Regions from separate parts of the Homo sapiens genome. Here region 2 is linked to region 1. The links are chromatin loops, found by intact Hi-C in ENCODE. Cell type or tissue: endothelial cell of umbilical vein. All regions are shown on one strand. Links, peaks and the distances in the headings refer to the core of each region. The heading gives the core; the rest is flanking DNA.

Region 1 (6,440 bases), core at 1,733-4,232:
AAGGTCTTTTTAATTATTTCTTTGTGCAATGAGGGTTCAAACTCCCTGGCCTTGAGTAGCAAAGGAAGATGTCACAGCCACAGTAAAAGCATTAGGACGTGTCTTTATGAGTACTCAAGAGGAAAGAAAAAGAGAAGAAATAAAGTATGCATGTTGCAAGGTGGAAGGGATGGGGAAGAGAAAAAGAGAGACAAACGAAGAATTATGGAGGCATTTTTCTAGAATTATATGTCTTCCTTTGGAAGAAAGGAAGCAGACTGAAAGCTTCCTGAAAGAGATATGGCCAGTGGACTCCTAAAAGTCCTCTTGTTCCTGCTCATTCCTCAGTTCTCTGGGTTAGAAAGTGTCTCACGTTCTCCACTCATTCATACATGTTTGACTATTATTGATCTATTATTACCAAAGTAATTGGCTGAAATTTTATAATTTTGGCTGTCCACTTGCCAAAAAAAAGGAAAAAAAAAAAAAGATGAACAATCAGCCCCATACCAAGTACTAAAGGGGATACAATTGTATAATATATCTCCTGCCTTTGAAGATCTTATATTCCAATTAAGGAAATAAGACAAACATATGGAAACAGTTATGTTAAAATTAAAGATTTAAATAACAGTTTAAGGTAAGAGTAGAATGTTGTAAGGCAGCATGTGATTAATTACCAGACAAATTATATAGAATTCGTTACTATTGGAATCCAAGGGAGAGACTGATCATTGTGAGCAAGGTGATTGGGGAACATATTGTGAAGAAAATGATAAGGATCTGGAAAGGGAGAGTAAAGTAAGGGCATTCCAGGTGGATGGGATGGCATGAGTAAAAATAAGAAGGGAGGACAGGTGTTTTGGGGGAACAATGAGTTAACCAGTTTGGAGAGTGGGTTTTTGGAGGCGAGTAGTCTGAAATGAGGTAAATGGTAAGTCAGACAGCCATGCAGGAACAGGTTGAGTTTAATTATCTAACCTGTGCTTGGTCCCTGAGGCAGATGGCTCACCAACAAACATGCTTGAATTACCCTCTATTAGAATTTTCAAAAAGGGGTAAGTTCCAGGTTGATTCACTGAACATCTTGGGCTCCCATCCCGTGCCTGTCTTTTAATAGCAATTGGTGGCAAATGGAAACGGTACCTGTGCTTTGTCTCCATAGCAGCAACTCACAAAAGCCTTGATGGCACCCAACTGAAAGAGCCTGAATTGTTGTCACCCCCCACTGAAAGACGAGGAGGCAATACAGGGAAGGAACGTGGCTGTTTCAGGAGGCTGTGGGATTAGGGAGACAGGTATGCTGGGCACCAGGAGATCCCAACCGAAGTAGAGTTGCAAAGAGGATTCAGGGTATCAAATCATAAAGCATTCAAGTTAAGACAGCAGGAAAAGATGACACTGAGCCTGCCTTCTTCACATTCTGAGAACTTGGAACCATGGAGAAGGGTCATAGAACCTTCAGAGAAGACCTAAAGAAACCCCTAAGTAGATGTGACATCTAATTCAACACCACCCCCTCCAACTTCCTAACTTTTACGTTACTCAATCTCTCTAAATTCCATCTGCTCATCTATCAAATAGCTATAACAGTATTACTCACTATATCCATGACATTGTTTTGGAAATTCAATGAGTCCACACGTGTCAAAGATTTCAAAGTGCCTCCCAAAAAGTTCTCATAACTCTTAGGTACTGCTTTTGTTGCTGCTATTGTCAATCTGTTCTTCCTGGCATCTCCATATCTTTGATAGTCATAAAAGCACATAACCACATAAGGTGGTAAAATCATAGTTTTCTCTTAGATGTAGGTCTCTTTGAAAGGCTTGGAATGACCCAAGGAAGGCTTAACATTAGAATGTCTCTGGGTTTTAGAATGTTTCTCACTCCCTCTTTCCTACTCCCTCTCCTGTCTCTGTCTCTTCCCTCCCTTCAGTAAGCCACATAGTCAATGCCTTCTCTGTGCCAGGCACTTTGCAAAATACTTCTAGCATTTCTAGGCTCTGGATATGCAGATTTGGGCAAGGCCAGTAATTAATTTTTGGCTTCTGAAAGGTAAGTGATCATGTTCAGGTGTGGATTCAGATAAAGTAAGTTAGTAGGGTCTCTCAGTAGAGGAAAAAATGGGAGATTTCATCTTAAGAAGGAAGAGGATGAAAATGTGAACCCAACATGTGCTGTTTGGGAATAGATTCCAGTGGTGTGTCTGGAGCAGCAGGGGGGCATCTGTGGGTGTCCACAGGCAGCTGGCCAGCAGGCAGACAGCACAGGGCTCAGAACCAAGGCCTCCTGGTGCAGGGAAGGTATGCAGACAGCACCTGGGGCCCCATTTCTGTACCTGGCCTGGCTTCCCAATCCCATCAGCTGCTAAATTATGGGGAGGAGAGTACCATGAAGGCAACAGAACTCATCTTCTTTTAATTATTATTCTATGGTAGTATGGTCATGACTTGTATTTAATATCTTCTGGCTGGCAACAATGTACTGAATGCTCTGCAGACCACAGCATTAAGCATGGCTGGCCATTGGCTGTTATGCTATGGGCTGACATCTTAATTCTACAGACATGAGATGCTTGGGGAAGAAAAGGAAGGCTCCTATGGCACCAGGGCAAATAGCAAGATGGTAGCTCCTTGGTCCCAGACTTGGAGTCCTTGACCTCAGCCTCTGTCCAGAGGACCCTTCCCACAGTTGCACAGCAGGACACTGATTTATGATACTTCAAGAGGTGTTTTCAAAATGAGTGGGCACAGAAAAAGTATCTAAAAGAGTTTAAGATATTAATTTATTTCAGATATCCAGGATACTCAGGAAGACTGCAGTGAGAAGGGATCCCACAACAAATTATGACCAAAAATAGCTAAGAATATTGCATTTCCAATTTGCCAGTATGCTAGTGGCGTAGGAGGCTAAAGGCTGGTATGAGCTCAGCCCGGGCTTTTGCCTGCATTGTCGGCATCCCAAATTAGCAACAAGTGTCATCAAATATATGAACTGGGAGGAATTCCAAAGGAACCAAATCATTGCTCTCCAAATAGATGGAGAGAGGATGTAGTGAGGGGTCAGAAGTGGAGAGGACAGGCACAGGAAACGTTTGTGGTGTCATTTCTGTCCCCGGACAGGATGCCGGAAGGAGAGAGGTCAAAGCAACAGGAAGTCTAGCATCACGGTACAAAACGTTATCAAGACTGATGGGATTTTAATTGTTTCATTCTTTGGGGCAAATGCTGTGTGATCACTTAGCCATCGAATCTCTATTGTGTTATGTTTTGTAAAATTTATTTTTAATTTAAAGTCAATATAGGAAAGGTTGAACAAACAAAGGTAGAGGTGGGAGTGCAGTGGGGGAAGAGCTTGTTAAAGTAAACGATCCAAAAACTACAAAAATGCTGGAGGACTTTTGTGCAGGTCTCTCCCAAGCTGCATTTCCCACTGGACATCTGGATTATAATTCAGAGTACCAGTTTCTGGCTTTTGGCCCTACTCAGATCCTCTGAGTTTCCAGTCTTACCTAAGTAATCCTCCCTAGAGGAGTTTATGTGATAAACTCTATCCACTCCCCTGGAGGTGTATGTATCAGAAAGTCCTTTGAGTAGGCCACAGAGAGAGAATATAAACTCCTGCACCTCCTGGGCTGCCTGAAGTTCCCCTCAATCACACAATTCCTGCTGCTTTGGCTGTTGGTTAGCATGACAAAAGCAACTCTTCAACTTAGGCTACTCTCTTCTAAAGGCTAAGGGACAATTGATAGCATCATCCCCTCAAATCTAGGAAGAAACTATGAAATGACATACCTCTTTAGAAAATGATTTGCCCATAGAAGATCTCAGTCTATATCCACGAGAGAGAAAGAGCTTAAGTGTCATTCAGATTTACATCTCTCCAAGTATGAGGGGTTGGGGGTTGGATAGTATAGCTCACAAACATGCCCTTGGAGTAAGGAAAGCTCTCAGCATTTGAAAGTGTTCTCCAGGCTGATGCAGTGTTGTGTTCCAGGTTCCTCTGAGTAGCTCCTAAACTCAATCTGAGTTCTTTGTAGCAACCTGCGTGGTGCCCAGGAGCTGCCCATTTGCCATTGGCCTGACTAGTTGGATTTTAGTTGCTGGACTCTAGTCCAGGGAACCTACTCTGAGCCACCCTCCATCTGAACTTCACTGTATTCATATTCTCCCATGATTTCAGGGCTATACTAAGACTGGGATAAAAACTGCTGAGTGCTGGCATGACACAAGATGGAAAATATGGGCTATCTCACATGGCTAGAATCCCCATACCCTCCCATAGGAAAACAGGTCTAGCCATTCAGCCCCAGAAGTATATCTTGGCCATTTTCTGAGAATAAGAAATATAAGGCTATTTAAACTGTATTTAGAATATCCCCAATCTTCAGATTAGATTGATGACAAAGATTTCAGAAAGAAATATCATTTGTTCATTCACTTATTAATTCAAAAAATACCTATTAGATACCTACCATGGGCAAGGCACTCTGCTGGATGCTGGGAAGATATGAGTTAAGAGGACAGACATTTGTCAGCTCCCATGGATAACACAGAATAAAGCAATAGAGCCATTCTTAATTGTGATATGCGCTGAGAAGATAACCAGCAAGGGACTGAGATGGACGGGATCTTTTAGCTGGGTGCTAAAGGCTTACTTGAAGAGTTGACATTATCCTGAAAAGAAGAGGGGTTTCTTTTTGAGAAAAAAAGGAGAGGAAAGGGAGAGACCATCAGTAGAGAGAGCAAAGAACATGTGCACAGCCTTGAGGTGAGGAAAAGCTTGTGTGCTCCAGGGGTGGAATGAGAGGAGCCCAGTGGGGCTAGAGGATTGTGACCCAGGGAAAGAGGAGTCAAGATTGGAAAGAGTCAAGGGCAAGATCAAGGATGGCCCTAAAAGCCAGAATGGGAAATTGTTTTACTCTGAATGTGGCAGGAAGCTAAAGAGTTGTGATTAGGGCTCATTAAATGAATGAAGGCGAGTGACATGATACAATTAATATTTTTTCATTTGTGCTTCTTCATTGAGAATAGATTGGAGAAGTGAGAAGAGGAGCAGAGAGACCAGCTGGGAGCTGCTGTAGTAACCCAGGTGAGGGAGATGGTGGTCTGGACCAGTGCTTCGCATGGAGGTGGACAGAAGTGATATAACTGATTTAAGTCAACCAGCTGCTTGATCCAAATAATGCCAAATGAGTTTATTGCCATCTCTTCATATTTTACAACCAGATCACTTCTGCATAAAACCACATGGAAGAATAAGAAGGGAAAAACAATCAAGCAATAAACTGTTCATCTGAAAATAGTTAAATTCTCCAACAGTTGATTTTAAAATATTTTCCTAAAATCTATTAAGATTTGTTCAAAGTAATTCTTCTATGGAGGCACATCTCTGGACTGAAACAACCAGCCTTTGCCTTTGGTGTGGTCCTGTTTCAGTCAAAATGGCTAACAGGCTATGAAGAAAATCAAATTCCAAGTTACTCAAATGTGGAGAAAATCTGGAGGTCTGGTATGGGCATCTTTTCAAAATGTTTTAATTACACATTGATTTACAAATGACATTGTCTAGTATGGTAGTTTTAAAAAAATCATCATTTTTAAACATCTGCCAAATTTTAAATGGTAGTTTTTCATGAAAGTACAAAGAAAACTTCATCCACGATCACGAAATTTTCCAACTCATATATCCTGATCAAAACAAAGACTTTCTATGGACAATTGTTGAACCACGCCTGACCTTGGACCCTGTGCTATCTACTCTTCTCAGTGTCATTCTCTATCTAGTTTGGCTTTTCCAAGTTTAATCACTAAGATATTCAGATATTATTACAAAATATTATTACAAGCCCTTTAATTACCTTGATAATATTACTGGCAATATTAAAAACTTTTAGCAGTATCTTTCATGGTGTGTGCTTTGCCTGAAAAGGAAAGATATCTCTGATTAAAGTTTGAAACCATTAATAATATAGAACACCATACAAATGACACTTTTCCAAATTAGAAATTTTAAGATCAAAGATTATTTACGGGCTTATATTTGTATCTAATTTTAACATTTTTATGTAGAGAAGAGGTCTCGCTGTACTGCACAGGCCAATCTCAAACTCCTGACTTCAAGCTATCCTCCTGCCTCAATCTTTTATTTACTTTTAATGCTATTCTTTGTTCACTTTGCTGAGATATCTAGGTCAAAGCCTAAAGGCTATGTATTTTAATTTCAAGGCTGCATGTTTATATCCTCTCATACCACTAACATCCTGGCTAATGTCTTAATGACTAATTTTTTCCAGTTTTACCACGGAATTGTCTTGAAGTTGGTGCATATTTCACAGACTCCAATCTGAAGTGTGGATCACAGCATTTGTTAGAAACTAGTTGACTTTGACTCTTTTTCACTCTGAGATAGAATCTAATTGGACCTGTTATCTTGATTTTTATTGGTCAAAGCTTTCATTT
Region 2 (2,500 bases), core at 1-2,500, 290 kb before region 1:
AGAGGATTAACCTGGTAAATCAGTTTGTTTTCTAAATTAGATGATGCATTTTAAACTGTGACACCAAAGATGCACCGGCAAGTCAGATGATGGCTCTCTCTTTAAGTAATGAAATAACACAGAGCTTAGAACTAATAAACACCTCATCTTTAGATCGCTGCTGTATCAGAACTACATTCATGGGCTTGTTTTTATTTTTTAATCCATCAGCCGGTACCAGTGGCACTGTTTGCAAACCAGCAATGTCGGTGAAAGTGGTTCTATTAAAAGAGTTTATTTGCAATTAAGAACTTAAGAATTTCTTACGCAGGAAATACTTCGCGGAGTCATGTGTCAGACCCTGGGTTTCGGGTGGCTATTGCCCTAAATTATAGTTTTCATAGGGGCTGTATGATGTTGTGTGAAAACAGGGTTGTATTGAGGGATAAAAATGTCTGTGAAAATATGATTTGTTGTCCCTTTTTGTTTCTGAATTGTTTTTGGCTGGAAGTCAAGGCCAGCAGGCTAACAGCAAAGCCGTCTCAAGGGAAGCATGCGTGAGCTAGAAAAATAAGAGTACTTTAATTAAATAATAAAATGCCAGTGTAATACAAAGGTATAGCATGTGTGTGTTTGTGTCTCTGGGCACTTTGCATTTGTATACTTTAAACTCTCCAGAGAGAGCCTATTTCTAAAAATACTGTCAATAGCTAAAAGTATAAGCTTTGTTTCAAGACAACTGAGTTTTTATAGATGCTTTCTTTTTCAGTTCAGTATCAGTATTAATCATGTATTTAAAATCTTTTTTAAAAATTTATACTTCCTTTTTATAAGTGCATTGGTTTCTTACTTTGGAAAACTCTTGATGGAATTTAATAATCCTCTTTAATATTCAGAGCTCTCTACTGTTTTTATTATTCACGCAAACAAAATGTACTTTTTTTTTTTCAAATGCTGGAAAGGGGATGCTTACTCTCTTGAACTCTCTCACCCTCTGATGTTCTTGATGGGGGAAAAAAATCTATTTTAATTTTATTTTAAACAGCCCATTTAATATACCCCTGAAAAATGTAAGCAAAGTTTTGTTTTTGTAATTAAATCGAGCCTATGAGGAAAGTTTCCTTTACGTACCAGACATAGGAAGGTACGACTTCTGGTGGGTTGGTGTGTTTGTTTTTTCCCTGTATATATTTGCATTTTTAAAGTTTACTCCCTTGGCCCAGCCACCAATTCAGTCATATTCGGCATCTGAAAGATTTGTTGCATTGAGGTGAACAGTGCTTGGTTAAGAGCTCCTGCCGGAGTGCAGTTCATGGCAGTTTGTTTGGAAAGAATTCTGCAGGAAAGAAATTTACAGCCATTCCAGCGCAACGGAAACATCTTTGGAATGTGAGTGCAAATGTTCGGGCTAGATAGCCTGGGCGACAAGCCTCTGAGTGCTGTGTCTCTGGTGTAAAGCTCTCAGTTCCTGCAGAAGACCGTGTTCCTGTGGGTCTGGTTTCTGAGGGTCAAGGCGGAGGTCATTAGAGTTTTGGGGAGAAGAAAGTTGACAACATCCTTCCTTTCTGCAGATGGTCATGGCAGAGGTCTCTGTTTTCGCTGGGCCCCTTTTTCTGGTCATTGAGAGAATAGGCTTCCTCACCCCTGTATCCTTTCTTACTAATAGGAATTGGCGTGATTCCTCACAGACACAAAGATTTCCTCTGCTGAGTAAGCGTGAGGCCCCTTAACTTGTGAAAGCATCATCCAGACCGTGTGAGTCTGTCTGTGTATGTGCAGAACACAGACCCTCCTTTCTCCGTTTGTGGGGAATACTTCCCTCGGGTGAAACTGAAGTTAATTTTTTTTTTTTTCCAAACACAAGGTGAGAAGTGGAAAGGGGCAGAGGGTGGAAGAGAGGTGGATGGATTGGCATGTGATGGCTGAATTTCTGGGCCTTGGGAGGTTCGTTTTGAGGCATTAATGTCCAGGAAAATTCTTTTGTATATAGCACTATGACTGCATATGCTTTTCTTAAAAAGCCTTCGTAATGTAGCCGTGGAGTGTGGAGATTCCTTCATTCTTAATTTGTGCTTCATGGTTGTGAGTCTTGCAAGAGTCTACTATCTCTGTGCTTAGCGTGGTCGCAGCAATCTCCATAAACAGTGTGATTACTTAGGGATAAATAAAAGTGAAATTTTGGAAATTTGCTGACAGAGGGAAAATAGGGACTGAAGATGAAAAATGTACAGAGTATGAATTTCTGCTTTCTGTGAAATTTGAGAATAGAACAGACCATAGTGTGTCTTCCAGTGAATCAGTTTCTCTTGTGCCGTATTGTTATTTGAATCCCTGTCTACAACATCAGCTATGCAAACCAAAGAGAAAGGCAAAATCTCAGTATCTTGGGCTTCAAGTCTAAATAGCAGATCACAGCTGAAATGATTCCCCACTGTGTGACAAGGTGAGTGACTCGTGGAGGGGAGGCTTTTGTTTTCTTCTGTTTACTACATGATTGAGATACGGAATAGGAAACCTTCAG

Evidence for each region. Hi-C counts contacts between places; a loop is a spot of excess contacts. Peaks named below come from ENCODE experiments on the same cell type or tissue, not always from the same donor. Only the 100,000 strongest peaks of a DNase experiment are listed, where the experiment ranks them.
Region 2: a loop joins it to region 1, with 11 times the contacts of the local background. A loop is called at or near these places in 4 of 110 quality-filtered maps.

What each region holds. Positions count from the first base shown.
Region 1 is chr18:55,107,226-55,113,665 of GRCh38, reverse strand. It overlaps LINC01929 (long intergenic non-protein coding RNA 1929), which reads left to right. Exons shown (of 3, transcript NR_110743.1): 3 at 5,013-6,440. Among named protein-coding and RNA genes, the nearest start is that of LINC01929, 14 kb to the left of the region's middle. In endothelial cell of umbilical vein, for the core only: no CTCF peak of the experiment used is centred there; a DNase peak (open chromatin) is centred at 3,035; H3K27ac peaks cover 1,627 bases.
Region 2 is chr18:55,400,923-55,403,422 of GRCh38, reverse strand. The region is part of intron 6 of TCF4 (transcription factor 4); the gene reads left to right. Among named protein-coding and RNA genes, the nearest start is that of TCF4-AS1, 50 kb to the left of the region's middle. In endothelial cell of umbilical vein, for the core only: no CTCF peak of the experiment used is centred there; DNase peaks (open chromatin) are centred at 442, 1,462 and 2,332; H3K4me3 peaks cover 1,335 bases; H3K27ac peaks cover 2,500 bases.